Linked DNA regions of Homo sapiens: region 2 is linked to region 1. The links are chromatin loops, found by intact Hi-C in ENCODE. Cell type or tissue: left ventricle myocardium inferior. All regions are shown on one strand. Links, peaks and the distances in the headings refer to the core of each region. The heading gives the core; the rest is flanking DNA.

The links. A loop is a pair of places that touch in the nucleus more often than their neighbours do. Peaks named below come from ENCODE experiments on the same cell type or tissue, not always from the same donor. Only the 100,000 strongest peaks of a DNase experiment are listed, where the experiment ranks them.
Region 2: it touches region 1 in a loop (4-fold over the local background); 6 of 110 quality-filtered maps call a loop at or near these places.

Annotation. Positions count from the first base shown.
Region 1 is chr18:1,099,022-1,115,167 of GRCh38, reverse strand. It overlaps LOC105371953 (a long non-coding RNA gene), which reads right to left. Exons shown (of 7, transcript XR_001753318.2): 1 at 15,821-16,146. Among named protein-coding and RNA genes, the nearest start is that of LINC01904, 180 kb to the right of the region's middle. In left ventricle myocardium inferior, for the core only: no CTCF peak of the experiment used is centred there; no DNase peak of the experiment used is centred there; H3K27ac peaks cover 474 bases.
Region 2 is chr18:1,158,011-1,174,156 of GRCh38, reverse strand. LOC105371953 (a long non-coding RNA gene) reads right to left here. Exons shown (of 7, transcript XR_001753318.2): 3 at 14,759-14,978; 4 at 11,304-11,342. It also overlaps the pseudogene SLC25A3P3. Among named protein-coding and RNA genes, the nearest start is that of LINC00470, 190 kb to the left of the region's middle. In left ventricle myocardium inferior, for the core only: no CTCF peak of the experiment used is centred there; no DNase peak of the experiment used is centred there.

The DNA of each region.
Region 1 (16,146 bases), core at 9,095-11,594:
TTAAGCTACCCAAGGAAGCACCAGAAAATATTGAAGTCCAACTTAAATAAAGTATTACAGGATATGAATGGAAAAATCTCTGGAGAAATAGATAGCTTAAATAAAAAACAATCACAACTTCTGGAAATAAAGGACAAACTTAAATAAATGCAAAATACACTGAAGAGTCTCAGCAATAGAACCAAACAAGTAGAAGAAAGAACTTCAGAGCTTGAAGACAAGACTTTCAAATTAACCTAATCCAACAAAGACAAAGAAAAAAAGAATTAAAATAAATGAACAAAGCTTCCAAGAAGTTTGGGATTATGTTAAATGATCAAATCTAAGAATAATTGGTGTTCCTGAGGAAGAAGAGTAATGTAAAAGTTTGGAAAACAGACTTGAGGGATTAATCAAGGAAAACTTCCCTGGCCTTGCTAGAGACCTAGACATCCAAATACAAGAAGCTCAAAGAACACCTGAGAAATTCATTGCAAAAAGATTATCGCTTAGGCACATTGTCATCAGGTTATCTAAAGTCAAGATGAAGGAAAAAAGTCTTAAGAGCTGTGAGGCAAAAGCATCAGGTAACCTATGAAAGAAAACCTATCATATTAACATCAGATTTCTCAGCAGGAACCCCACAAGCTAAAAGGGACTGGCATCTTATCTTTAGCCTCCTTAAAAAAAACAATTATCAACCAAGAATTTTGTATCCAGTGAAACTAAGCTTCATAAATAAAGGAAAGATACAGTCTTTTTCAGATAAACAAATGCTGACAGAATTCAACACTACGAAGCCAGCACTACAAGAACTACTAAAAGGAGCTCTAAATCTTGAAACAAATCCTTGATATATACCAAAATAGAACCTCCTTAAAGCATAAATCTCACAGAACCTATAAAACAATAACCCAATAAAAACCAAGGTATTCAGGCAACAAATAGCATGATGAATAGAATAGTTCCTGACATCTGAATACTAATGTTGAATGTAAATTGGCAGAAATGCTCCACTAAAAAGACACAGAATGGCAGAATGGATAAGAATTCACCAACTAAGTCTCTGCTGTCTTCAAGAGACTAACCTAACACATAAGGGCTCACACAAACTTAAGGTAAAGGGATAGAAAAAGATATTCCATGCAAATGGACACCAAAAGTGAGCAGAAGTAGCTATTCTTATATCAGACAAAACAAACTTTAAAGCAATAGCAGTTAAAAAAAAAACAAAGAGGGACATTATTTAATGAAAAAAGGCCTTGTCCAACAGGAAAATATCACAATCCTAAATATACATGCAACTAACACTGCAGCTCCCAAATGTATAAAACAATTACTTTTAGATCTAAGAAATGAGATAGACAGAAACAAAATAATAGTGGGGGACTTCAATAGTCCACTGACAGTACTAGACACGTCATCAAGACAGAAAGCCAACAAAGAAACAATGGACTTAAACTATACTATAGAACAAATAAACTGGTAAGATATTTACAGAACACTGTACCCAACAACTGCAGAATATACATTCTATTCATCAGTGCATGGAACATTCTCCAAGATAGATCATATATGATAGGCCATAAAACAAGTCTCAACAAATTTAAGAAGATCTAAATTATATCAAGTACTCTCTCAGACCACAGTGGAATAAAATTGGAAATCAACTCCAAAAGGAACCTCCAAAACCATGCAAATACATAGACATTAAGTAACCTGTTCCTAAGTGATCACTGGGTCAACAATAAAATCAAAATGGAAATTAAAAAATTCTTTGAACTGAGTGATAATAGTGACACAACCTAGCAAAACCTCTGGATACAGCAAAAGGGGTGCTAAGAGGAAGCTTCAAAACATTAAATGCCTGCATCAAAAAGTCTGGAAGACCACAAATAGACAATCTAAGGTCACACCTCAAGGAACTAGAGAAACAAGAAAAAATCAAACCCAAACACAGCAGAAAAAAAGAAATAAAAAAAGATCAGAGCAGAATTAAATGAAATGGAAACAAAAAAAAATACAAAAGATAAAGGAAACAAAAAGTTGGTTCTTTGAAAAGATAAATAATGCCGGGAGCAGTTGCCCATGCCTGTAATCCCAGCACTTTGGAAGACTGAAGCAGGTAGATCACTTGAGGCCAGGAGTTCAAGAACAGCATTCCCACCCACGGCTAAACCCCGTCTCTACTAAAAATACAAAAATTAGCCAGGTGTGGTGGTCATACCTGTAATCCCAGCTACTTGGGAGGCAGAGGAATGAGAATTGCTTGAACCTGGGAAGTGGAAGTTACGGTGAGTGCAGATCACACCACCGCACTCCAGCCTAGGTGACAACACAGTGAGACTGTCTCAAAAAAATAAATAAATAAATAAAATAAAATAAAATAAAATAAATATATATATATATAAATTGACAGACCATTAGTGAGATTAACCAAGAAAAGAAGAGAGAAGATCCAAATAAGCTTAATTAGAAATGAAATGGGAGATATTACAACTGACACCACAGGAATACAAACGATCATTCAAGGCCACTATGAACACCTTTACACACATAAACTAGAAAACCTAGAGAAGATGGATACGTTCCTGGAAAGACACAACCCTCCTAGCTTAAATCAGGAAGAATTAGATACCCTGAACAGACGAATAACAAGTAGTGAGATTGAAATGGTAATTTAAAAATTAACAAAAAAAAAAAAGTCCAGGACCAGACAGATTCACAGCTGAATTCTATCAGACATTCGAAGAAGAATAGGTACCAATCCTATTGACATTATTCCACAAGATAAAGAGGGAATATTCCCTAAATCATTCTGTGAAGCAAGTATCACCCTAATACCAAAACCAGGAAAGGACACAACAAAAAAAGAAAACTACAGACCACTATCCCTAATGAACATAGACGCAAAAATCCTCAAAAAAAATACTAGCAATGAAATCCAACAACATATCAAAAAGGTAATCCACCATGTGCAAGTGGGTTTCATACCAGGGATGCAGGGACAGTTTAACATATGCAAGTTAATAAATGTGATACACCACATAGAATTAAAAATAAAAATCACATTATCACCTTAATAGACACAGAAAAAGCATTTGACAAAATCCAGCATCCTTTTATGATTAAAACCCTCAGCAAAATCAGCATAGCAGGGACATACCTTAACATAATAAAAGCCATCTATGACAAACCCACAGGCAACATTATACTGAATGGGGAAAAGTTGAAAACATTCCCCCTGAGAACTGGAATAAGACAAGGATGCCCTCACTCACCACTTCCATTCAACATAGTACTGGAAGTCCTAGCCAGAGCAATAAGACAAGAGAAATAAATAATAAATAAATAAAAATAAAAATAAATAATTTATATTATGATATTGGCCAGGTGCAGTGGCTCACACCTGCAATCCCAGTACTTTGGGAGACCAAGGCAGCAGATCATTTGAGGTCATGAATTCGAGACCGGCCTGGCCAACATGGTGAAACAAGTCAAAAGAGCTAATGTACAATGTGAGGATTATAGTTATGAATAGTGTATCTTATTCAGGATTTTTGCTAAATGAGTAGATTATAGCTGCTCTTGCCACAGACAGGAAAAAGTGGGTAACTATGTGAGATGATGGGTACCTTTATTTGTTTCACTAATCATTTTACTGTAATGTATCTTAGAACATCATGTTGTATGCTTTAGATATACAAAGTAAAACTTATTTTCAAAAAATTTGCACAGACAGTGGCCAGAGAAAACAGCTTAAAACTGGCAGCTTTCATTCAGTACTCTCCTCCCACAACAAGCTTATCAACAACCTCAGATAAAATAAAAATTTCCAATATTCATTAGGCATATTTCTATTGGCCCTGATCTAAATGCTTCACACTTAGTGACTCCTTGTATTTCTATAACATTTGCACAAAATAAATGCTACTATTGCCTCCATTATGAAAAAACTGAGGCAAAGAGAACTTAAAAATTTCGCCAAAGGTCAAACTTCTAGGATAAAATAGAACTGGGATTTGAACAGACATAATGTGGCACTAGAAACCACGTTAACAACTCTGCTATACTGACAATTCATTTTTCAAAAAAAATAGGATTCTTATTATGCAAACACAGCATCAAGCCAGGTGAAATAAATGAACAGGGTTAAGATAAAACAATATATTTGCGATGAAAAAACAACTTTAAGACAAGTCCTTGTCCTTCCTCCTACTAGATTGTTCTCAGATACCAAATAGCTGATAGGTGAAGGTGTTAAACTATGCTTTTGTGGACGCTGTAGTGGACGAGAACTACAACATCAAGATCCCATTAGTACTGACTTAAACCTTTCAAATAAGACCCCAAAACTATTTGAGTTCATTAATTTTTTTCTTTCAATGATATGTTGGTATTGATGACATTCGAAGAAATATAAGCAAACTGGTAACACTGTGAAGAAGAAAATGTCTGATTTATCCTGTCAGCATAGATTCTTGTGTCCTACTACATTTAAATCTGAAGGTTAAAGCAGAAACAATTGACATAATATGAACAAGCTGAGCCTCTAGTTGACTGATTGACCTTGCTGGGTTTCATGATACCTTTTTTTTTTTTAAATCAACAGCCAGATGTTACCTAAAAGCAAACAGGAATGGCCTGAGATGCAGAGTCATCTATTCTGTAAGAATAGAGTAAATCACGAGAATTTTTCAAGGCCTCAATACTTAGGGGCTCCATGATACTAGTAACTAGGCATCAGCTCAAGAAAACATCCAGTAAGAAAAAGAGCTTGCTCTACCAATTTGTGCTAAGAAAGCACAGCTGAGGCTTAACTACACAGAATTGGTCCATGATATAATTTATTCTTGTTGTCTCTATAAAGGAACTAAATTTTGTCTCCCCTATTCCCTACATCCTCTTGGGCCAAAATCATGCAGATCTTTAGAGGTTTCCAATACAAAACCTGAGAGAGAAGAGCTTGATATTGTGAAGAAAGCATTGGCCTGAGGACTGGGAAACCAGGTTCTAGTGAGCAGTCAACAAAAAGTTAAGTGACCTGAGCAGTCTTTGTCTAAAGCAGACCTCAGTTACCTCCCACCTATAAAATGGGAGGATTTGTAATAAAGAGGTGAGCTCTAAAATATAAATATGTTCTAAATATTTTATCTAAAATAAAAATATGTTCCACTTTTAAAAATATTTGATTATTCTATACCTAAAAAAGAATAAACTTAACTGTATATATTATTATATAATATCAAAATCATAATGAGTAAACTTAATTGTATATATTAACCCAAAAATTACTCATGTTGAGTGACCACAGTTTCACTGATTTAAATATCACTTCCTCAGAGAAGTTCTTGTGGCCACCCTACCTAATGGGCCCTCTTCCCTAATTGTCATTTATCCCTTCACTCCACTTTTTTCCTCCTAACAGTTACCACCTGATAGTATGTGTTTGTGTGTGTGTGTATATATATATACACTATATATATACACACTATATATATAGAATATATAGAATATATATACACTATATATAGAATATATATAGAGAATATATAGAGAGAATATATAGAGAGAATATATATAGAGAATATGTATATAGAATATATATATATTCTATCTTCTCCCTGGAGAGAACATAGAACTGGAACTCTTTTGTTCATGGTTATATTCTCATCACCTGGGTCAATGCCTGCAATAATTAAAAGAGTGAATTTTAGCCCCTTCATTGTTATTTTTATCTTAGCAGCCGGTTTTTCAATATAACCTCTTTCAAATCATCTCATTTCTAACCTTTCAATTGACATATCTTGATCATTATGTCTTTCATTGTCAAAAGTTAAATCAAATTTAGTTTAATTTTAAAAAACAAACCAACTTCTAAATACATTTTAGTACAAAAACACTTTCATTAGGATACTACTGGAAATAAAAATAGTTTTAAAGTTAAAAAAAATATTGCTTAGCTCCAGCTCTCAAGGTTTTTGTTTTCTTCCCTCATCAGTTTGTTTCAACAGATGATCTCTTGACAGTCAGCCATGAGGTAGGTACTAGAAGGTCAAATATAAAAATGACGTGATCCATGCCTTAAAAGATGAAGAGTTTAGTAAGAATAACAAAGAAACAGATCATTTATGCTAAAAGGAATTTCACATTTTAAGAGGAAGATGTAGTCCTGAAACATAACTAGTCTATTTTTAAAAATTTATACAAGAGAAATTTCTTCCTATGTATGGATTCATGAAACCTCAACTATTTTATTTAGAAAGGTTGAGATTTTCTTTTGCTTCCGTGTGTGGTCTTTATTATGCATCTAATACCCAATTTGTTCACTTTAGTAGGAACTGGTCTCATTAATGACATTAGAGGGGATTAATACTGCAGTAATTTCCATGCTGAGTAATATATGGGAGAACCAAAAAAAAACACAAAAAAATTGAAGGTATGAACACTGCTGATTCCAATTATTTTTCCTTGACTATTGAATTTTGAAGATGCTTGCATAGCTATCTACTATATATTATTCAAGAGAAAAAAAATTTTAAGTACTCTGTGCATTTTGCCACTTATTAAGAATTCTAGTAAAAGAGAAGCTCGAGGTCCTTCTAAGATTAGGGATTTGTCTATTTGTGCCTTTTAATTATGCCTTCTACAATTACCATGAATCAAGGAAAAAGACAAGATCTGGGAATTCTAGTCCTGGATGACAAGTATGGTCACCTTAGATGAGCCTTTTAACTTCTCTTGCCCTAAGTTTCCTTATCCAGGAAAAAAAAAAAAAAAGACAAATGAACCAGATAATTTCTATAGTTTCTTCAAGTTCCAAGTTTTCTAAGTATGTGTCATGAATAATTAAAAACTTGCTATTATCTCTTCAAATAATTGATGTACAAACGGCCTGTGAAGAATCCAGTACTTTTCCCTATGTAAACATCATCAGCAATACTACTCAGTGCAAGCCACTTTATGTGGAGACGCAAAGCTCACAACATAACTGAGAACATTTTTAAAACATGAAAAATGACCATGTCTAAGATAAACCATCACTGGCTATCAAAAGATTTGCATATACCAGTGGTATATGCCAAACCAGGTTAGTAAATTGGATCATCAAGTAGTTAAAAAGAAAAACATGGATCCACAGTATCTCAGCATGGAATCCAGGATTCCTTTTTAATTTCTTCCTGTGATTTTGAGGTGTAGTCAAATTTTGTGAACCATGGTTATAAACAATAAATGTTATGAGTTCTGAACACTGAGGGACCTCTGTGCTCTAAATTAGTTTGGGAAAGCTAATAATAATGTGTATTATTGAAATTGATTCATAATTTTTCCTTGATCAGTCAGTAATTGTTCAAACAAAACTGACAGTAATAATTCCTTAGGGGTGTGATAATCAGTCAAACTTTTTATGCAAGTGAGTTGTATTCAGATAGACTCATACATTCTCTCTCAAATCTCCTAGCAATAATAATTACTACACCTTATATTTGTATTGTGTTTTATGAATCACAATGTGCTCCACATGAATTTTCATTTGAACCTTACTTAGTTATATTATCCCCACCTTAAAAATCAGGAAATTGAAGCTCAGAGATAATTGTTCCAGAATTACACAAATAAATAGAAACTTGAGTGTAAACAAAAGTTTTTCTGACTCCAAGTGCTTCTTATCTAATCTCATAAACAGTAAAAGTTGTTCTTGACATAAGACATCACTTAAAGCCACTAGTATGCTTGTATAACTTAAACTTCACTTTCTTTAACTTAGGCAGGTAAGAAATTTTTATTTCTATAAGACTTGCAAATATCTTTCATTTATATGACTCCTGCGTTAGAACTACTCTTACCCCAATGGCTCAAATTAATATTTTTAGAGTAATTTTACTTCTAAGCTCCATCCAAAAATCCTGAGGAAATCTCCCTGCTAGGCATGACAGTAGGTGGAAACTATTTCTCTCACTTGGAAGAAAACATATCAGAATTTAACAGTAGAAAGTGCTGGAAATAAAAACAGGTAACCAAAACCTATATCTATCATCCAAGAGAAAATTCAACAGCATCCTTTAATAAAAGCAGAGCTCCTGAAACAGAGCAGAAAGAACAGACTTCGGGATCAGATGAAATTGGACTTAAATACTAGCTGTGCCACTGAATAGCCATACCAGCTTGGGCAAGAATGAAGCAAATGAGGAATGTTTCACAAAGATGGCAGTGGAAGCTGTGGTGATGGCTGGTGGTGGTAAGAAATAGAAAACAGAAAAAGCAGAAAAACAGATCTGAATGCAGTGGTTTTCTAGTGAAGCATCTAGAAAACCAGGATGGGATGGGATGGGGTGGGGTGGGGTGGGGTGGGGTGGGGTGGGGTGGGGTAGGGTAGGGTGGGATGGGATGGGATGGGATGGGACGGGACGGGACCATATTGGGAATTTCAGAGGTCACTCAGGCCAAGGATTTTGAATGCCAATCTAAATAGTATAGACTTCCTCCAATAGGTGACTGACTCAGTGAATGCTTTTGATTGAAGCATAATGAAATCAGCTGTTAGGAAGGTTAGTCAAGAAATGGTATTTTTGTTGGTTAGTTTGTTTGTTATTGTTTGTTTTAGGATATATTTAAGGACCCAGTTACATACTTTCCCGTTTATCCAAAAATAAAGTACAGATGACCTATCTTCTGTTCTGTATTTTACTGCAAAATACAAGAAATCCTCCAGAGCCTAACAAAGTGAGGTTCTTTCAGGACTCTCATTGGAATCAAAAGGCCTGGGTTTTCATTCCATTTACTAGCAAAAATAATGAGACAATCTCTCTAAGCCTTAATTTCCTTGTCTGTAAAATAGACATAATAGTACCTATGTTGCATATTTACTGTGAGGATAGAAATAATCTAAAGTTGCCTAATACCATTCTCAGCACATACTGGCACACAATAAATGGTAGCCATTATTTTCCCCCATAAAATAGATTTCTTCCTTTTGAGACTGTCCCATTTGGCTTAAGTTTTATTGTCTCCATTTAATTTAACTGTACTTAAGTTCACAGCCTCTAGGAATAAAGTCTTCACATTCTTAGGGGAATAGAAGCCTTCCATTCCTCAGGCATTTACCTTCTGCCCTGAGGAACAGGACCGCCAGCACTACTATTTAGATATCAAATGAAAGTGATGATCTACCCAAGACGTTCTTCCAAACTGACCTGGTGTTCCTTTTCCAAAGAACTATGCTCTGCTGTTTCAAAGACTCCCAGTGTTTTTTCATTATCCTGCAGCTCATTTCTCTCAAGCGATAGATGAGCTTAGCAAAATTGCTTTATAATGCTAGGTGGCTGTCCAGTTTCAATTTAAGCATATTGCAAAACTAGCCTACCTTGAGACTTCTTTGTCATTTTTCTAGAAATGGGTACATGATTCTTGCATCTAAAAAACTCAGGTTACTTACTCAAATAACCTTAGCCTCTTTGACTTACAACTGTTAACACAGGGAAGAAAAGTCAGTAAATAGACAGGTAAATAATACATCAAATTCTCTAATAGTAGCAAGTGTGCGGTGACATTTATTGTTGTTTTCTATTCCCTATTTCTGGTGGAAAAATGAATCGCTTACTGTACCAATCATAGTACCAGACTCTCTGGGTCATTTTATTGCAGTTGGAATCTGACCAATGCTAAGCCAACCAAAGTTCCAACATAACCACTAGCGTGAAGTCTTTGTAGCTATATTTACAGCCACTGGTCACTACCAAATGATTCTTCTGAATCCCTTAAGTTCCCAGAAAAAGAATCTGACTGTCTGTTAGCCAGTGAATGCATTTAGTGCCTTTGAGTCAGGCGTCCATCTTGGTCCAACATTGAGTTGAATGGTGAAATTGCAGGAGCTAGGAGTCACAAAAAGGGGAAGCTTTTAGAACTGTAACCCTAAAATTGAATGAATGAACAAGGTTGAATAAAATATATCTTATTAGAAAGTTTAACTCACACATTAAGTAGCTCGACTGACAGGATTGGTGAAAGGTCCTTTGATCCTAGTAGCATAGTATAGCTATGATTATGAATGTGCGAAAGTAAAGAAATCTAGGAGTCCCTGTTCCCAGATCTCAGACTAAGTCAGAAATATTTTCTGAAGGAGCTAGTCTTCCGTTTGATATTTCCGGCAAATCTTTCTCTGCAAAAAAAATTTCTTTTACAGAAGAATTAAATATTACCCCTTCTATTCCACAAGTGCATGAATAGAAGACTCTCCAGATAGCTGAGGATGGAGTAGAGAAAGACACCAGCAAAGGCAAGGACAGCCCCCACAATAAACCTAGAAGGGTGGGTTTAGCAAGGCCTGTAGCAGTAAGGACTTGACCCAAAAGAACCCACAGTGAGAATATTAAAATCCCGACAATTTTCCTAGCAACAAGAACCACAATTCTCTAGAGTCCAGCAGCCAGCATTTCAGAAGAAATAGATCAAGACATTGTGGAATGGATCCAGAAATCAGGATCAAGTAGAACCCCAGAGAACTGCACCAACAAAACGACATGGGCTCCATTAGGGATGACTAACTACTTCTGGCCAGTGGACAGATGCCAAATTTCTAGATGTGGTTTAAAAAGCTCACAGTGTAAGCACAGATTACTATATCTGCTTCATAAACATTACTTATCCTCCACAATGCGTGTGAATCAAGCAATTCTCATACAAACCCTTTTGCTAAAACGTGCTGCCTTGAGTATCTTGTTAGGTATTGTTGTACATAATCTAGCTAAATCTAAGTGGATCTGACCAACAAGATTCTTTCTATATTAGTGTGCATGTAAAAAACTGAATAATCCTAATTGGCTGTACCCCTGCTTCCACCTCCTGGGATTGAAAAATACAGAACAGTCATCCAAGAAAATGTTTTGTCTCTCTTCCTAGTAACTAAAGAAGAGTTACTTATAATTTCTTCTAGTGATGTTTTCCAGCTGGGATCATTGTAGTTAACAGGAAATCATTGCTTATTGCTTTTCACAATGCATTTCCATTAAATAAGACATCATTTATGACCTTGAATGGAGACCTTTTTTTTTTTTACTAACTGTGTGTTACATTCCTAAGAAACATAACAACAGCAACAAAAGCTAGCCTTGGCTGATATAGTTTCTGGTCAATTTACCATCTCATAAGGATATCATTTTTAAATCTCAGCTGTTGATACTGAGAAACTGTTGATGGTCTATATATACATTCCATGTATACATATGAAGCAGAACATTTACATGAATTGTTTAAATATTTTCAAATCAATAACTCCCTAACACCTTTATTTCAGCACAAGCCTTCTCCTGCTTGTTTTATTAACAAGCACCCATTATAGAGTCTTTCTACAAATGCATGGCTGACAGATGACAGACACAGGCAGGAAAGTGGCAGGGAGGATATTGCTAATACCAGCTGAATACATAAATACATTAATCACACAGACCATGCTCAATTATTCAGAAGCTGACATTATACTGTGAGATCAGCTTAGCCCCTGGCTCCTGCTCCTGTCAACTGAACACATATTTATTAAGGCCTTACTCTATACACAGCACTCCGGTGACATGCTCAGTGAGAGACAGAAAAAGAAACCACTACCTTGGTTGAGAAGATCAGATGTACATATGAAAAACAACTGAAGAACACGACTCAAGTGCTATCATATTCTTCCTTCCTTTAATTGGAAACAGTTTGGGGTGTTCATTATCTCTCATTACTGCTGCCACAAGACATTTAAAGAGAATTGGGACACAAGTCAGCTGTTTTTATCTCATGTAACAGATCTGGGAAAAGACTTAGTGAGGAGAGGAGAGGAAGAGGGTAAAACTATTCATAAACAGAAAGTATGAGGTTATCTACAAGTGCCATTTTCTATGTCATATCATTTTAACATTGGCATGGAAAAATTAACAGCTTCATTGGACACGAACATAGTATGTATGGATGTTCTACATCTACAAGTCACCTTTCAAGGTCCTAGTTTTCTTTAAGAATCACTATGCTGTCAGTTGACACCAGGGGATGTTACAAAGGAGGGGTGCTGTTGGCCTCAAGATACCCTCCTCCTGGCACTCCCCTCCAGCCTCTGCAGCTGGAATTCCCAGGCCCCCACATCCCTCTTCACAGCCAACAGCGCCATCTGATGCTTGCTCCACAACATGCCCTCTACCCCAGCTTCCAAAATGTCCCCTTTGAGCTACTTCTTTATTCCCTTTTTGCCTTAGAGACCCTATTCAGCTAAGTGTTGGGAGAAAAGCAATTGGTCAACGTAATTCATGATAAGCATCTAACAAAGGTCTAATATCCAGAATCTAAAAGGAACTTTAACAATTGAATAAGAAAACAACACTTCTCAAAAGAAGACATTTATGCAGCCAAAAAACACATGAAAAAATGCTCACCATCACTGGCCATCAGAGAAATGCAAATCAAAACCACAATGAGATACCATTTCACACCAGTTAAAATGGCAATCATTAAAAAGTCAGGAAACAACAGGTGCTGGAGAGGATGTGGAGAAATAGGAACACTTTTACACTGTTGGTGGGACTGTAAACTAGTTCAACCATTGTGGAAGCCAGTGTGGCAATTCCTCAGGGATCTAGAACTAGAAATACAACCCCATTAAAAATGGACAAAAGACATGAACAGATGCTTCTCAAAAGACATACAAATGGACAACAACAAATATATAAATAAAGTGCTCAGCATCACTAATCATCAGAGAAATACAAATCAGAACCATAATGAGATACTATCTCACACCAGTCAGTATGGCTATGATTAAAAAGTCGAAAAACAGATGCTGGTGAGGCTGCAAAGAAAAGGGAATGCTTATACACTGTTGGTGGGAATGTAAATTAGTTCAGCCTCTGTGGAAAGCGGTTTGGAGATTTCTCAAAGAAGTTAAAACAAAATTACCATCTAACCCAGCAATCCCATTATGGGGTATATATCCAAAAGAAAACAAATTTTTCTACCAAAAAGACACAGGCACTCACATGTTTATCACAGTGCTATTCACCATAGCAAAGTCATGGAATCAGCCTAGGTTTTCATCAGTGGTAGATTGGATAAAGAAAATGTGCTACACATACACCATGAAATACTACACAGCCATAAAAAAGAATGAAACCATGTCCTTTGTAGCAATACGGATGCAGCTGGAGCCACTAACTTAGGTGAATTAATGCAGGAACAGAAAACCAAATACTGCATGTTCTCACTTATAAGTGGAAGCTAAACATTGGGTACTCATGGAAATAAAGATGGCAACAATAGACACTGGGGACTGGGGGGAAGGTTGGGATGGGAGTAAAAGTTGAAAACTAACTGTTGGGTACCATGCTCAGTATCTGAGTGATAGGATCATTTGTACCCCAAACCTCAACATCATGCAATATACACAAATAACAAACCTGCCTGTGTACACCATTAATCTAAAATAAAAGTTGAATTAAACAAAAACAAAACAAACAAACGAAAAAAGGATGGGGGCATGTCTAAAATTCTCTTTTTTGGTTGTGTCTCTGCCATTTGACCCAGCCATCCCATTACTGGGTATATACCCAAGGGACTATAAATCATGCTGCTATAAAGACACATGCACACGTATGTTTATTGAGGCATTATTCACAATAGCAAAGACTTGGAACCAACCCAAATGTCCAACAATGATAGACTGGATTAAGAAAATGTGGCACATATACACCATGGAATACTATGCAGCCATAAAAAATGATGAGTTCATGTCCTTTGTAGGGACATGGATGAAATTGGAAACCATAATTCTCAGCAAAATATCGCAAGGACAAAAAACCAAACACCGCATATTCTCACTCATAGGTGGGAATTGAACAATGAGAACACATGGACACAGGACGGGGAACATCACACTCTGGGGACTGTTGTGGGGTGGGGTGAGGGGGGAGGGATAGCACTGGGAGATATACCTAATGCTAGATGACGAGTTAGTGGGTGCAGCGCACCAGCATGGCACATGTATACATATGTAACTAACCGGCACATTGTGCACATGTACCCTAAAATTTAAAGTATAATAATAATAAATTAATTAATTTTAAAAAAATAGATAATGTAGAAATAAAAATAAAAAATAAAGCCTTTAATACATCTAGAATAGATTAAAAAAAAAAAAAAAAAGGCTGGGGGCATGTCAAGGAGACTCTGGAGCCAACCTGAAAGAACCCTGAATGGCCAAAGCCAGAAAAATTTAAGCAACAAAATAAATAATGTAGTACTAATTTATAACCCAAAGTATTAACAGAAAATAAACATACATGAGTCTACACTTACATTTAAAAAGTAAATGATATGAATAATTTCACTTAGTACAGCACCAGGCACATCACAATTCATTAATAAATCCCAGTTTCCCTTCCTTGTAAGCACAAGGGTAAGAAAACATATGGTCTGAAGCTTACAGTTAAGGGCATTAACAAAAAAGATCATTACCCATTCAAAAATAAATGTTATATTATGTAAAAAAGACATACCTGCCTTTAATTTTTAAAATATCATCCTGATGGCAGGCATCTAGCTTTAGCAAAAATGAATAGGGCGTTCCCTCACTTTAGACTCATAGTACTTAGAATAGACTACTGTTAGAATTCTTTTTATTCTCTCTTTTAATTAATTGTGTGCATGTCTGTCTCTTCCACCTTATGATGGGCTCCAAAATGTTGACATCTGAATCTTATATGTAACGTCACATCGTTAGATGACTCTGCACATGTGAAGGAGCAAGTGTGTAAGGACAAGGTGATGGTAATTCTGAAACCATCCCTGTATGAATAAAATTCACTGCTATATAGCAAAAAAGGCCTACAAAATTACCGCCTAACCTATAAAAATAAAAGAAAACCTAAATTAAAAATAGAGGCATTTCAACAATGAGAAAAATGCTCGTTAAAATATTAAGTGGCAAATAATGCATTTTGTATAATTTGGAATAACTATGTTGAGTTTAACTACACACCAATAAAAAGGTCAAAAGGAAATACAACAAACATTAGTGATAAAGATCAGAAATTTCCTCTTAAAAGACACTTTAAAAGACCATCTTATTTAATCTCCCTCCCAATTTGACACTGAGAGTTTTTCCTTTCACTGCACTCATTTTCCCTGGACAATCTTTTTCATTGATTTCTTCAATCAATCAATCAACATGTATTACTTAATATATGTTAGTCTCCCGTGTGTCAAGCAGTCTGCTAGACATTGGATACCCAGAAGGGACAGTCCCTGCCCTCACTGTCGCTGCTGGGAAGACAAACATTTAAGGAGAGTGCTGAGTATTCATAAGGCTCAGCTCCGTATGTGAGGAGAGCACCTAATCTACTCTGGGATGAGAGAAAGCCTGCTGGGGGAAGTAACTTTTCAGCTGAAACACAATGTGTGAGATGTTCGCATTGAGAAGAGAAGAGCAAGAAAAAACATCTTACGGGCTTCAACTGCCATCTACGTACTGATATCTCTCAGATTTGCATTTCCAGCCCAGAGAATTCTCATTACCTCCACATTGGCATAGAGCCTTCAGCCGCCTAATAGTCAACGTATCCAAACTGAAATCCTTTGTCTCCATTTTCCCCACTACTTTCAAAAAGAGAAAAACAGGCCATGCTTACTTCACTAAACCCTGAAGCCATGGATTATTTTAAATCATACTTTCAATCTTTCCAGTCACCAAGACAGAAAACCTACTTTATTCTACATTTCTCTTCCTCATCGTCCACCTCCCATGGGTCATAAAACTTTATTCTAATTCTCAGTCTCTCAAAACTCTCCCTTCTGCTCATCCCCACAGTCACAACTCTACCTCAGGTCCTCGTCACATTCTGAAAGTGTGTCCGGAATCGGTGGGTTCTTGGTCTCACTGACTTCAAGACTGAAGCCGCGGACCCTCACAGTGAGTGTTACAGTTCTTAAAAAGGCGGCGCGTCCAGAGTTTGTTCCTTCTGATGTTCGGATGTGTTCAGAGTTTCTTCCTTCTGGTGGGTTCGTGGTCTCACTGGCTCAGGAGTGAAGCTGCAGACCTTCACAGTGAGTGTTACAGCTCATAAAGGCGGTGTGGACCCAAAGAGTAAGCAGCAGCAAGATTTATTGCAAAGACCGAAAGAACTAAGCTCCCACACTCTGGAAGGG
Region 2 (16,146 bases), core at 7,709-10,208, 60 kb before region 1:
GTGTAGGTTTTGTCAAGTCATTCGGCAGTTGTTCTTCTGTAACTCAGTTTCATCTTCTGTAAAATGTTAATAGTCATTATTACACAGCTTAGATTTGTTTTGAGGAGCATAATAAATATAAAACACTCACACAAACTGTAATGAACTACAGAGATGTTGTTTCTGATTTTATTATGTCTTGGAACTGTTTTCTACTATTATCTCTCGGAACTGTTTTCTTATTTTCATACGTTGGTACCTAATGTGAGTAGTGCTGCTTAAATGACCACAAGGATCACCATATACATTTATTTACCTTTTAAGTAAACATTAGTGCTGGGCTGGTTCTCTTAGTCAGAATGTACTGTGACTAAGGGTACATCCTTTAGATGGTAAAAGAAGTCAATATCTTGTTTGAGTTCTGCAACAATCCCGTGTACATAATTACATATGGGTCTCAAAGCCAGAACACTCAATGCCTCCAAAATAAGTCATTCCCAAGGCATTTCTCGAGCTGCTGGGACATAATAAGTGAATGAGTTATGAAGAATTCTTTTTGTCCTCAACTTCCTGAAGATCTAGTAAGGTTAGGATATTTTGGATCTTACTTAGAGGAGCCTTTACATTTGCTCTAGGCAGCAGCACAAGTACATGTATATGCAGTTAATAAACTACTGTCTCTAATGATGGAAAGTATCTGTTCACAACTGTTGAAAAAGATCATTCACAATCGATATCTGTGATAATTACGTTAGAGTCAACCCTGTTCTGTGGCAAAATTGCTTAACACAAGCCTTCTGTAGTGAGTGATAAAAGAAGGCAGAGCATATTCTAGTAACAGACTTGACGGAGACTAAAGCTGTTGGGTCCCATTTTTACATGCAATGGGGATTTATGTTAACAGAGAACCACAATAAATTGAGGAGAAGCATGCCCTTGCACAAAGATATGTGTTAAGCAAGTGTGCAGTGTCCCAAATTCTGGATCCTGGGAATTACTATTTGGGAAAATTTCACATAGAGAATGCTTAGTAAGAGTTTGTAGACACAAGAAAAAGGTACCGTTTCGTTGGCGGAGTTTTCTTCATAGGGAATCTTCTAGAATGAAAAAAGCAGATATCCCCCTTCCAGCCCAAATTGGCAAACTCTCAAGGGCAAGATGGAAAGAGACAATCTCTGTGGGTATTTAGTATGGAGATACTCCATCAGCATAGGGCCACCATATTTCCTGACAGCAGGAACTATTTATTCCACATAACTTTGTCATTTTCTGTGGCATCTGGTCTATTTTTTTTTCTCTACATAGTGTATTAGGGAAGAGGCTAAAAGGAGTAAGCAATAACTTATTGCAGTCAGTGTAGTGTAAATGGCCAAGTCAAATGAAAGATATAGATTCCACATTCATAAGAACACAAAAATCGGGTCCAGAAGGAGAGATTTTCACTTTCTGAGACCTTGTTGGCGGTCTCCTTTTCTTAAAAATAAAACTTATAAATTTTTATTTTTTACAGTTTTATTGAAGTGTAATTTACATATAAACTACACATATATAAAGTGTGCAGTTTAACAAGTTTTGACATATAAACGCCCATGAAACATAATGACCACACATACACTTCCCCGAATTTCTCATGACACTTTCTAATTCCTTCCTCTCTTTTGTTTCCTGCCCTGTACTCAGATTTCACTGCTCTGCTTTCTGTCACTATAGATTAGTTGGCATTAACTAGAAGTTTATCTGAACTATAAACTTGTTGATGAACATTTGGGCTGTTTAATGAACTTAAACCTCATTTTTTCTGTACTTTTTTCTTTAGAAAGAAAATAAAACATTAAAAGAAGCACTATGGTGAACTTATGTCTAACCAGCACAAGAAGTGAATAGGTAAGTGGCAGTTGGAGGAACTGTGGGAGAAAGTGGACTTATCGTCACTGAGTTTGTTATAACCGAGTCAAACAGGTATCCAGACTTAATGAAGCACATTTCAAAAAGGTTATGTATCAAGTATATTATTGAGGGGATTTATATTTTTGAGGTGAGGTTGGATAGAGTTATTTATAAATTCTAGATTCTTTGATTTGGTGACTCAATACGGATTATTATCTGCTTCTTGGAGGTTACCTACGGGTTAACATACCTTTGATTAGTAGCACATATAAATGCTGAATATCTTTATCTTAAGAAAATTAAATTGTAATTATTACATATATTCAATATAATAAATATAACATATATATCAAGTATGAAGTGAAGGGATCCTTGAATTGTGACAGCTTCTATTTTACTCTGCTTCTGTGACCCTGGACATTTCCCTCAACTCTTGATGCCTGATTCCTCCTTATTACCTGAGGAAAACAGTCTAGATCCTTAATACTTGCCCAAATAGTTTTACAGGAGCCATGTGAAAACACTTTGAGATATATGCAGTGATATATAAAGTCCTTCATACAAAACAATCCAATTACTTCCTTGTCTTGCCCAATATTTTATTTGGACTTCCTACTGCTCAGTAATAAATGACAGAGAGCATCAGAAGCTATACTGGAATGTTGTTTAAAGGAAATATAGTTTTCATATATATTTTTAAATAATTATTTTTAAGTACAATACTGTGCTATAGTGATCCCACTATTCATGAGTTAAATAACATGTGAAATTAGAGATTCTTAGGATATTCTTAATGGTCTCTGAGCTTATTCCATAGCACAGCTTTGCACCTGTCATGCACTTGGTTACCACACAGGCCTAAGGAAATGCATTGTAGCGTCAGCCCTTAGAAGGCCAAGTGGCACACAGGAGTTCGTATTGATCAACTAATTGCATTGGCTACTGGGCTGGTCCGCATGTTCCAAGCCTTGGTCTAACTGACCCATGAGGAAGAACATACTTTGTTTTCTCTGGCTAATTTTCATCTTGTTATAAATCACTGCTACTGTGTAAGGAAAAAATAGGCTTTTAAAATTTAGCCCTGCCTGTGTCATTTTCTTTACTAATCTTCTTTGTGTTTGAGAGATATATAGAATGTTATTGGGATAAGGAAGGGAACTAGAGACAGATGGGCTGTCAGGCTAGGTACATAAAAATGTACAGAGAGGACTGACTGGCAATATCTTCTAGCGCAAGCCATGTTCTTGAGTAAATTATTTAGAATTTACATATGAATGATCTCCTTGTGGTCAGTTTTCCATCTGTGATCTGACAGCTTGTAGATGCACATTTAGTATGTTTTTAAAATCCTATCATTTTACATTTGACACATGTCCATGTCAAATGAAAGCATAGATCTCCCCATTCTTTAACATCCTCTAAATTCTCCTTACTAATGGATAACTAGAGAATTTGTTTATTGCATCTGCTTTGTAAGAGGGGTGATGCCTGTTACTCAAAGTCACTCAAAAGAGTAATTTAGCATTTCTTGATGGTTATAATTGTAGTATACGTTCTGCATGTCTGTTTGTCTCTCTATATATCTCTATATTATCTTCAAGCTTTGACACAATAACCCTTCTTACATGAAGGGTATATGATTTATGCTTGCAATATAATGTAAACAAGCATTTTTAAATTGTGTAGACAGGATGGTTCGTTTTATATTTGGTTCATTTCAATATAATAGTCCACACTCTGAATGTTTTTGGATTTGGAGTAATCGTGAACTTGGAATTCTTTGGGAAATAAGAAAAATACAAGACTCTGAGTTTAACATTCTCCAAGATAATGTACTTGGTAGAGTTATTTTATTGTTATGTTTAATCCATGTCTTTTGACTGACCTAATAATAGAGGAGACAAATCTTCTAAAATTTCGATTATGCCTTTGAAGTTTCCAATTTTTACATTAATTTCATCACCGATCTATCATTTTCTCTCTTATTATTACAAAACTGTGTTCACATTAAATTCACTTTTTTTTTTAATTTGTGATGGAGTCTCACTCTGTACCTTCACCTCCCAAGTTCAAGCGATTCTCCTGCCTCAGCCACCGGAGTAGCTGGGATTATAGGTACACATCACCATGCCCAGCTAATTTTTGTATTTTTAATAGAGACAGAGTTGCATCATATTGGCCAGACTGGTCTTGAAATCCTGACCTCAAGTGATGCACGCGCCTTAGCCTCCCAAAGTGCTGGGATTACAGACGTAAGCCACTGAGCCTGGCTCACATTAAAGTCACTTTTAATGAAAAAGTATCTCACAATTTTGATAATTAAACACAGTTTTTAAAATATTCCTTTTTAATCTTTTTTAATGAATAAAGATTATATGGTTGTAATTTTTATTCTTTTTAAGATTCCTATAATTAAGTAGTCTTAATGTTTCCACAATTGTTATTGTCAATAACTACATAGTATTCTGTTAGATATTGTATTATGACTTACTTGACTATTCCCTACCATCCTATCTTTTATAGATTTTTAGTATTTTTGATAATGATGTAATAAATACCTTTGTCCGGGTAGCTGTTCTTTCTCTATTGAATTAACTACTTATGAATATTTTATGACTTTCAAAAATTATCTTATTGCAGCCAGAAACAGCCAGTGACACAATTTTATAGTTCTGTAATTGTATATAAATATATTTGTTTCACCATATCATCAAAATTATGTGTCAATACTTTAAAACATTTTTTATTTTAATAGATACAAAATTATATCTTAATGATGCTTTAATTTTTATTCCTTTGATTATATCAAACCAAGACCAAATATTTTTCAAAAATGTTGGAACTTTTTGTATTTTATCAAGTGTGAATTGTTTCTTGGATCTTGAATGTTTGGGGGACAGTTACATAACCTCTTTATTTTATACAGGTGCATATACCTTGTTTTTGTACTTAAGCATTTTCTCAAACTGATTTTTCGTAAATATTTATTCTTTATTTTTAAAAATTGTATAAATATTTTGATAGTCAAATATGTCAGTCTTCTCTTTGTGATTTTGTCATTGTAAAAGAATTTTTTATTTTAGAAATGAACTGTGCAGTTGATTGCAGAGAATAAATTTAGGTAATAATATTTGTTTATGCGGTTACAATTGTTTATTAGGATGGCAGTCATCAGTCAATTGGCAGTTTTAGAAACAGAATAAAATCTTATGCTGTCAGCATGTATAGGCTATTTAAAGGTTGAAGTTCCTTGGTGTGGGTATCTGCTTTGTTCCCGGTTAGAAGCTGTAGGAACAGACTAATTTATTTAAACAAAAGACAAGTTACTGGACTGATATCAGGGACTCAATGAATGAAGGGAAGGTGGAGGTCCAGGATTAGAAAATACGTAGGAAGACGTGAACTTTGGAGGTTTGAGCAGTGGCTCCACCACTGAGACCTACCATGACCACAGGCTGGTCTACTGCTGCTGCCAGGATAGAGACTCTTGGTCTTTCTGGAAAGCCCTAACTGCTAAGACTATACAGTATGAGGAATTCTGTAAAATGAAGATAAGGGTGTCAATAGGAATGGAAGTTTGGATGTTGGACACCCATATGATAAGTGTTCACAAAAGCAATTCCACAGACACAGTCTTGTCTATCTTCAGATTCCAGTTCATTTGCTCATGAAGGAATCATTAGGTTCTCATCAGCTGAAACACACTAACAAAACTCCAAGGAATGAGGTTTTCTCTCATTCCTACATTCATTTTTAAACAGATGTAAACAGCTTAAGAATGCTGGTCAGTCATCTAGTCTGTCTTTTATATCTACTTATTACTCCAAATAACTACTAGATGTTCAATCTAATGAAATTATTATCAGAGGGAGTGGAAGATAATAATTTTAGGAGTTGTTTCATCCTGTTCATGTTAGCACTTGGAAATTTTATTGTTTTCCATTACTGGTGTATTTCTATTCAGAGAGCTCACCTTGGTTGTCGTTTTAGTTTCTTATTGCTGCTGTAACAAGTACAGTTAGTCTTCACTGAGCAATGTCAGTAGGTTCTTGGAAACTGCGACTTTAAGAGAAATGAAGTGTAACAAAACCAATTTTTTCTTAACAACATTATAACAAAATGATATTGAACTAAACAATATTGAGTGTCTGCTGTATGCTATTTTGCTTAAGTCACAGTTTCCAAAAACCTACCAATGACGATAAGTGAAGACATAATGTACCACAAACTTAGCATCTTAAAACAACACAAATTTATAATTTTATAGTTCTAGAGGTCAAAAATCTAAAACCCGTTTCTCTTGGCTAAAATTAAGGTGTCAGCAGAGCTGGTTCCTTCTGAAAGCTGTAGGGGAAAATTCCTCTACTCATCTTTTCCAAAATCTAGAGGTTGCCTACATTTCATGGCCCCATCGCGTTTCCAAAGCCAGCAATGGCGAGTAGAGTCTTTCTCACATTGCATCACTCTTAACACTGACTCTTCTGCCTCCCTCTTCCACATTTAAGGTCCTTGGGATTATACTAGGTCCACTCCAATCAACCAGGGTAGTCTCCCTATTTTAAGGTCAGCTAATTAGCAGCCTTAATTCCATCTGCAACCTTAATTCCCCCTTGCCATGTAATGTAACATATTCACAAATTCCAGGGATCAGGATATGAACCTCTTTGGGGGGTCATCATTCTGCCTCCCATTGTTACTCATTCACAGCGCTCCCTTCTTTGGTAGGTATTCGAACTGACATGTGAGAATACTGGCCTTTTTTTCTGAAGTTTCACGTAACTTCAAAACAAGGTGCCTCTTCTGTTTGCTCGTAGTTAGAACAATAAGCTTATGCTAATACTTTGAACTTCTTTGAACTTTACCAGATTTAACATTTGTTTTTGCTTTTCAAACAGTAAATATTTGGAATCTTCTATTATCTATGAAATTTACCTAAAATATGTGTGATCCCTCCAATTAATAACCATCTATCCCCTCAACATCTTAATTTCAATTTAGGTCTCAGAACTATTAGGCGAATAGATATACTATTTGTTAGAGTAATTATAATTGTTTGAATTGAATATCTATCCAATTATTTGACTTATTACTTCTAAGAAAGCACACATATATCAAAAGTTTCCAAAGCCTTATACTCTGTAAATATTAAACAAAGAGTGTTTTGTCATAAAAATATGCTTCTAGAAAATGTGCTAAAGAAGCAATAGTTGACTATTTTACAGTTTGTACCAGTACATATTGGGCTAAGTATACTTTATGTAATTCTTGAAACATATACATAAACATTCAAACCTAAATGAGGCCACAAAATATTTTAACTCATTTCTCTTTTATATTTTTCTCTCAATGATCAAGGCATCTGGCATTAGTGATTAAAATGAATGATTATGAAAATGTGAAAAATATTCTGAAATTTCTATTATACCAGGATTTATTACAATACAAACCTTGCTTTTAAATGAGCCTATTTCAGACATAACTTGATATTAAAGAAATCTCTAATAACGGTTCTTTGATCTTCAAGGTAAAGAAACATAATTCAAACGAACACAGAAACAAACCCCAAATTCTACTTTCTGGTTGTAATTAAGAGCCACTATTATCTCAACTCCCAATCAAGTTACACTGAGTAAAATCTACTTATATTCCTTGTATTAGTCCATTTTCAAACTGCAGATACTACCTGAGACTGGGTAATTTATAAAGAAAAGAGGTTTATGACCAGGCGTGGTGGCTCATGCCTGTAATCCCAGCACTTTGGGAGGCCAAGGTGGGTAGATCACTTGAGGTCAGGAGTTCAAGACCAGCCTGGCCAACACAGTGAAACCCCGTCTCTACTAAAAATACAAAAATTAGCCAGTCACGGTGGTGCATGCCTGTGGTCCCAGCTACTCAGGAGGCTGAGGCACAATAATTGCTTGAACCCAGGAGGTGGAGGTGGAAGCTGCAGTAAGCCAAGATCATGCCCCTGCACTCCAGCCTGGGCAACAGACCAAGACTCTGTCTCGGAAAAAAAAAAAAAAAGGGAAAAGAAAAAAGAGGTTAATTGACTCACAGTTCTGCATGGCTGGAGAGGCCTCAGAAAACTTACAATCATGGTGAAAGGTGAAGAGGCACGTCTTACATGGCAGCAGGTAAGAGAAAGTATGCATGTGCAGGGGGAACTGTCAAACACTTATAAAACCATCAGTTCCTGTGAGAACTCACTATCATGAGACCAGCATGGAGGAAACCACCCCCATGATCCAATCACCTCCCATCAGGTCTTGCCATCTACACATGGGAATTATGAGGATTATAATTGAAGATGAGATTTGGGTGGTCTCAGATGGAGATGAGGAACTTGTTGGGAACTGGAGCAAAGGTGATTCTTGCTACGTTTTAGCAAAAAGACTGGCGGCATTTTGCTGCCCTAGAGATTTGTGAACTTTGAACCTGAAAGAGATGATTTAGAGTATCAGGGAAGAAATTTCTAAGCAGCAAAGCATTCAAGAGGTGACTTGGGTGCTGTTAAAAGCATTCAGTTTTAAAAGGAAATGAAACATAAAAGTTCAGAAAATTTGCAGCTGGACGATGCAATAGAAAAGAAAAACCCATTTTCTAAGAAGAAATTCAAGCCTGCTGCAGAAATTTGCATAAGTAACAAGGAGCCAAATGTTAATCTCCAAGACAATGGGGAAAATGTCTCCAGGACATGTCAGAGACATTCACTGCAGCCCCTCCCATCACAGGCCCAGAAGCCCAGGAGAACAAAGTGGTTTCATGGGCCAGGACCAGGGCCCCCCTGCCATATGCACCCTAAGGACTTGGTGCCCTGCATCCCAGCCACTCTAGCCATGGCTAAAAGGGGCCAAGGTACAGCTCAGGCCATTGCTTCCAAGGGCACAAGCCCCAAGCCTTGGCAGCTTCCACATGGTGTTGAGCCTGTGAGTGCACAGAAGTCATGAATTGAGGTTTGGGAACCTCTGCCTAGACTTCAGAGGATGTATGGAAATTCCTGGATGTACAGACAGAAGTCTGCTGCAGGAGCAGAGGCCTCCCAGAGAACCTCTGCTACAGCAGTGCAGAAGGGAAATGTGGTGTTGAAGCTCCCACAGAGACTCACCACTGGGACACTGCTTAGTGGAGCTGTGAGAAGAGGGCCACCATCCTCCAGACCCCAGAATGGTAGATCCACTGACAGCTTGCACCATGCACCTGGAAAAGCCACAGACACTCAATGAAAGCCCATGAAAGCAGCCAGGAGAGGGACTATACTCTACAAAGCCACAGGGGCAGAGCTGCCCGAGGCCGTGGGAGCTCATCTCTCGCGTCGGCATGACCTGGATGTGAGACACGGAGTCAAAGGAGATCTTTTTGGAGGTTTAAGATTTGAGTGGCCCACTGGATTTCAGACTTGCACGGGGCCTTTAGCCCTTTGTTTTGGCCCATTTCTCCCATTTGGAATGAGTGTATTTACCTAATTCCTGTACCCCCATAGTATCTAGGAAATAACTAACTTGCCTTTGATTTTACAGGCTCATAGGTGGAAGAGACTTGCCTTGTATTGAATGAAACGTTTGACTGTGGACTTTTGAGTTAATGCTGAAATGATTTAAGAATTTGGGGGACTGCTGGGAAAGCATGATTGATTTTGAAATGTGAAGACAAAAGATTTGTGAGGGGCTGGGGCAAAATGATATGGTTTGGCTGTGTCCCCACCCAAATCTCATCTTGAATTGTAGCTCCTGTAATTCCCACATGTTGTAGGAGGGATCTGGTGGGAGATAACTGAATCATGGGTGTGGTTTCCCCCATCCTGTTCTCATGGTAGTGAATAAGTCTCATGAGATCTGATGGTTTTATAAGGGGAAACCTCTTTCACTTGGTTCTCATTATCTCTTGCTGCAGCCATGTAAGACATACCTTTCACCTTCTGCCATGATTGTAAGGCCTCCCAGCCACGTGGAACTGTGAGTCCATTAAACCTCTTCCTTTATAAATTACCCAGGCTTGGGTATGTCTTTATTAGCAGCATGAAAACGGACTAATACACTGTGTCATGTAAAACTTACATTAAATATATTTATATGCTTTTTTCTTGCTAACCTATCTTTTGTTATGGGGGTCTCAGTGATGAACCTAGTGATGGTGAAGAAAAGATGTTAGTCTTTCTCCCCTACAGCTACATTTTAGAAGTCAAAAAGGAATATATTTCAAGAATAGTTGTGGAATAGAAATATAGGAAAGACCATTAGCTGCCTCCTAATACCCATATTCCCCCTGCTCTGTTGTAGAACTTTGGCTTCTTTGCTGGGCAAATTACCACACATGCACAGTCTGCATCTCCTATCCTCTGATCCCTTAGTGTGGCTGTGAGATTGAGTTATGGTCAGTGTGATATAAAGACAAAGTGTGGGGCATTGTTTTAAGAGTTTCCCTAAAAATCCTTATTTTTAACTACTAGAAGCTGAACTTGTTTTGTAATTTAGTTACTGACTTCAAAAGTGTTCTGTATTCACATAAACTATGCCTTTTGGATATTTTTCTAGTACAAAGTTGTTACTGCAAGTTTCATAGCTACCTTCTCTTGTTTTGTGCTTCCCCTGATTTTATTTCACATTTCTATTATCAACTAACCTAACTCCTCTAACCAGGGACATTTAAAAGACTATGCAATGCCAAGGAAACAAAGAGAACAGATTTTTATCCTTGAGTCACAGTTCGCTCTGAAATCCTGAAATTTGCTCTGCAATCTTTAGATTTTGAGATAATACAGTACAGCTGCACAAAAGTTAATTTTCAACTTTGTTAGAACATAGTTCTTTAAAATTCCCTGATTTTTTATTCTAACTCACCTTGAACGCATTAGAGTGAGTACAGGTGATCTAAATCATTTAGTCTAATGTCCATTTGGGGCCTGGAATTACCCATAGAGTTTCCATGAAGGCCTAGATAATTATGTAGTAATGCACTCACTCATATTAGAGATGTGTTTTAAAAATCTTAAGGAAACAGGCCTTGGACATTTCTATTAGACAACTCTCTCCCTACCTTCCACCTCTGCCAAAAAGTAAAAATAAAATCCAAAAAATAATTGTATCAAAATCCTCTGGTTTATTTCATTCTCTTAGTCATGGTAGAGAAAGTTTACTTGATCTTTATTCTCTTACCAAAGCAAACTTCTCCCTCTTAAGATGGCTCAATTTTATAAATTCATGTTTTCATATTACTCTAACATCCTTCTAAAGTTTTTATCCTATTATTTTTGTGTCGATTATGTATTCAAGTTGAGAAAGAATCTCCCCAGATTCTATGTTTCCATGCCAAGTTAAACATAAAAATAGCATAAAAAAGAAATTTGGTTTGTTCCATTTATGTTCTAATTAATGTAAATATGATTATGTTGATTGCTTCACTAGCACAGGCGCTTAATGTATCTACTCACTGATACTTACCTTAAAAGAGTGCATTTTTCCTTTTCACAGTCTTCCTTCCTGAAAGGGAACATAAATGTCTGAGGCAGATGCCAGTCCTGAAAATGCTTCTGAAAATTTACTTTTAATACCCATTAGTATATACATTCATTTAAACTTGGGAAAGATGTTAGAGGAAAGCAATATGAACTAATGATTCCCTTGTTTTAGGAAATCATTAACTTTGGAAACTATGCAATTAGGATGACTAAATTTCTCCTTAAAATAGCCAACATCTAAGGAGAATTATAGGCTGTATAAAAGGTACTAGTTTTAGGTACAGAGGATGCAAGTAGTGGTTTAATATATTCATAATTAGATCATAGAGCAAAGAAAGGGCTCCAGATCTAATTCATTTGAGGCTTTCCTGATGCAAAATATTTTACTTGTATAAACACACATAAATTTGCAAATCAGAGTTCCCTTGCACTTCTTGTAATTCTGACCAGTTCTCTTGATTAGGCTATATTTTGCAGTTTCCTCAGTGACATTCTGCTGCACCTTGCCTACCATCTAACTTTACTGAAAGACACCACTTATGAGCTGCCCTGGACACATGCTTATTATATAAATACTTCTTTTCTGAATTCTAGTAGTCTTGTCAGGCCTGGTAAGATGGGCTGGACAAATATGTAACAAATCTTAAGGTGGAACTTCCACCAAGCTTCTTTGATGAAGACCTGAACAAATGGAGGGTACCAGAAAATGCCAACCTAAGCTATGACACTTTGGTGTTACAACAGTTTTGATCTGAAAGCAATTAACTCTGTCTAAAAGTAAGACATGTAAAGGAGATTAGTTTAGACCCTTTAGTCCCAGTCAAACAGACAGATAATTGGAGATGCATAGGTGAACCAGGTGAGGTCAGCAGAAGAACCAGCCAGCTGATCCTAGCCAACCCACAGAATCACGAGTGATAACACATTGTTGTTTCATGCCTCTGACTGTGGGAGGATTTGCTATGCATCAGAATATTACTGATAAACAATCTGGTGTAACAGAAAAACAAGTCAATTAGAAGAGATACAGCTGGGCAGACAGTGTCACAAAGGTCTGGATATATTTAGCAGGGACATACTATAGGAATTAGTCCTAGGAATGAGCTGGGTTGAGTAGAACAGGTATCGACACAGAAGAGGAACTTAAACACAGCAGTGGGAATAAGAACCAAGTTACTCAAACTGGTATATAAAGTGAGGATAAGAACATCACCAATGTGACTTATTATTGATTCACATACATATTGCATACCGGACAAGTCTCATAATTCTTCCCAGTCAGGATTATGACTGGTCCAGACTCAAGTAGCAAAGTGAGCAGTCAAAATATCCAGTTACTCTAAAAAGGTGAACTCTTCTTTAAGTACTATCTTAAGCAAGGTTTAAAAAAAAGTAGATAGTTTCCTGGCATCTTACCTTCATGTATTAATTTACCAAATACTTCTGGAGAACAGACACAGGAAATGGCTTCTGCTCTCCAGCAGCTTGCAGTTGGGTTGCAAGGATTGGGCACATACACAGGAGGTGGTTACAGGAGACAGAAAAGTAGAATGCAAGGAGAGACAAATGAGTGATGGAGATAGGATGGAGCTGAGAGGACCTGCACATCTGGACATCAATGAGGTAGACTGAGGAGGACGAATGTGGGGAGGACTATACAATGGGATAGTCTATGAGGTTGAAAATAGGACTTGGTTACTCCAGGGCTGCAGAAAAAAGGCTTCTAGCTGGAGCTCAGGGTTAGGTTGGAGAGGAGGAAGTCATTAGATCAGAGAGGAATAAATTTTAGTTATATAAGCCCCATTTCCTTTTCTCACCACAAACCAACCCAAATTACTTTCCCAAGGTGATAGTGCTACCACAAGTAAAATAAAATTAGCTGTGGGCCACAGTCCGTAGAGGGGCTGATATGGTTTGGCTCTGTGTCCCCACCCAAATCTCATGTCAAATTGTAATCCTCCTGTGTCAGGGGAGGGGCCTGATAAAAGATGATTGGCTCATGGGGACAGATTCTTCCCTCACTGTTCTTATGATACTGAGTGAGATCTCATGAGATCTGATCATTTAAAAGCGTGTGGCACCTCTTTCTTCTCTCTCTCACTCTCTCTCTCCTGCCAACATGTGAAGAAGGTGCTTGCTTCTTGCTTCCCCTTCACCTTCCGCCATGATTCTAAGTTTCCTGAGGACTCTCAGTCATTCTTCCTTTTAAGCCTGCAGAACTGTGAGTCAATTAAAACTCCTTTGTTCATAAATTACCCAGTCTCAGGTAGTTCATCATAGTAGTGTAAGAACTGACTAATAGAGAAAATAGGGGCAACGGGATGTTGGCTATCTTAGGGAGAAGATGCTCCATCTGTGGTGCCTCAACATGCCGGCAGCTGGTGGAGATGAGTCCTGAGGCCCACCCAACCTCAGTTGCAGGGCTCTTGGGCCACTCCCCTGTTCCCTCAATCTAGTCCATGACATTCCAGAAGAATATAGTTGTCATTATGGCTTCCTTAAGTTTTAATTACTGTAGTAGCTTTTAAATTATGCCATGACAACCCCGCTGTTGCATACCTGGATTTAGCAAAATGTGATGTGCGGGTGAGTTGTTCAATGTACAAGGTCATTTTTAATAAATTTTCACTACAGTTAAGAAGATAGTGTTCCTGATGTGGCTAATGGATAAGCTCCCACTTTTACTGGCCATGCTATGCAGAGACATGGTAAGTTTAGCTTTTAAAAGCCCTTGAAATCAGGCGTGGTGGCTCACGCTTGTAATCACAACAGTTTGGGAGGCCGAGGCAGGTGGATCACTTGAGGTCAGGAGTTCTAGACCACCCTGGCCAACATGGTGAAACCCCATCTCTACTAAAAATACAAAAATTAGCCAGGTGTGGTGGCTGGTGCCTGTAATCTCAGCTACTCAGCAGGCTGAGGCAGGAGAATCACTTGAACCCAGGAAGCAGAGGTTGCAGTGAGCCGAGATCATGCCACTGCACTCTAGCCTGGGCAACAGAGCAAGACTCCGTCTCAAAAATAAAATAAAATAAAATAAGCCCTTGAAGTCTTTTAGGGCAGCATGTTCAGAGAGAATGTCTATCTCTGATGCACATAACTTTACTTTACTCCCTCTCTCAGTGTAGAAGAATTTTATTTTACTGACTTTGCCCTGGCTCCAATGAAAGCTGCTGATGTAGAATTTCAAACCAAGCCAGGGCATGCTAATGTTCTGAGGAATCCTGCTTCCAAAAGGTATAAACAAAGAGAGATGGTCCCTCATGAATGAAACAGGTAACTATACACCACAAGAAAAGTCAATTGCTTTAGATATACCATTGAAGTATGGAATGCATTTGTTGCTTTTCAAGCCCAGAAATAAAATGTCCAAAGATAGAACAGATGGTTGTAGTATTTGAAGCAGGTTACGTAGCTGGGGGTGCTATTGTCTCTCACCTGCTGATTCTGTAGCATCTGTGGTGAATAAAGGCAGTGCCACTCAGCTTCCTCAGAGGATTGGATGTAGGCTGTGGGAGGACCGGGCTGTGTGGGTATCATCATAATTGGACCTCTGACTGAGCTACAGTGGTTTATCGAAAACTCCAGAAGGTCCATCTCAGCTTCCATGCATTTTGCCATCTGAAATTGGAGTCTTTGAAGAAGCAGCATGTTTTCCCTGAGGAAATAAATCAAAGCAAATGTGAACTAAATTGCTTGCTGGCCAGTGTTGAGAAACGTACAAAAGTAACATTTATAAATTTGACAAACAGGACACGTCCTGTTCCTGATATAGTTACTGGTATTACCTTTGCTTAAGGCAAGAGCTTATTTGTTGAAATAAACTAACTCTCCATGATTTATCTGTGATTTGATAATTATTTGAAGCTAGTATGAAGCTGAAACTGGATCCCTTCCTTACACCTTATACAAAAATTAATTCAAGATGGATTAAAGACTTAAATGTTAGACCTAAAGCCATAAAAACTCTAGAAGAAAATCTAGGCATTACCATTCAGCACATAGGCATGGGCAAAAACTTCATGACCAAAACACCAAAAGCAATGGCAACAAAAGCCAAAATAGACAAATGGGATCTAATTAAATTAAAGAGCTTCTGCACAGCAAAAGAAACTACCATCAGAGTGAACAGGCAACCTACAGAATGGAAGAAAATTTTTGCAATCTACCCATCTGACAAAAGGCTAATATCCAGAATCTACAAAAAACTCAAACAAATTTACAAGAAAAAAATAAACAACCCCATCAAAAAGTGGGCAAAGGATATGAGCAGACACTTCTCAAAAGAAGACATGTATGCAGCCAACAGACACATGAAAATATGCTCATCATCACTGATCATCAGAGAAATGCAAATCAAAACCACAATGAGATACCATCTCACGCAAGTTAGAATGGCAATCATTAAAGTCAGGAAACAACAGATGCTGGAGAGGATGTGGAGAAATAGGAACACTTTTACACTGTTGATGGGAGTGTAAATTGGTTCAACCACTGTGGAAGACAATGTGGTGATTCCTCAAGGATCTAGAACTAGAATTACCATTTTACCCAGCAATCCCATTACTGAGTGTATACCCAAATGATTATAAATCATGCTGCTATAATGACACACGCACATGTAAGTTTATTGTGACACTATTCACAATAGCAAAGACTTGGAACCAACCCAAATGTCCATCAATGATAGACTGGATAAAGAAAATGTGGCACATATACACCATGGAATACTAGGCAGTCATAAAAAAAAAAGGATGAGTTCATGTCCTTTGCAGGGACATGGATGAAGCTGGAAACCATCATTCTCAGCAAACTATCACAAGGAC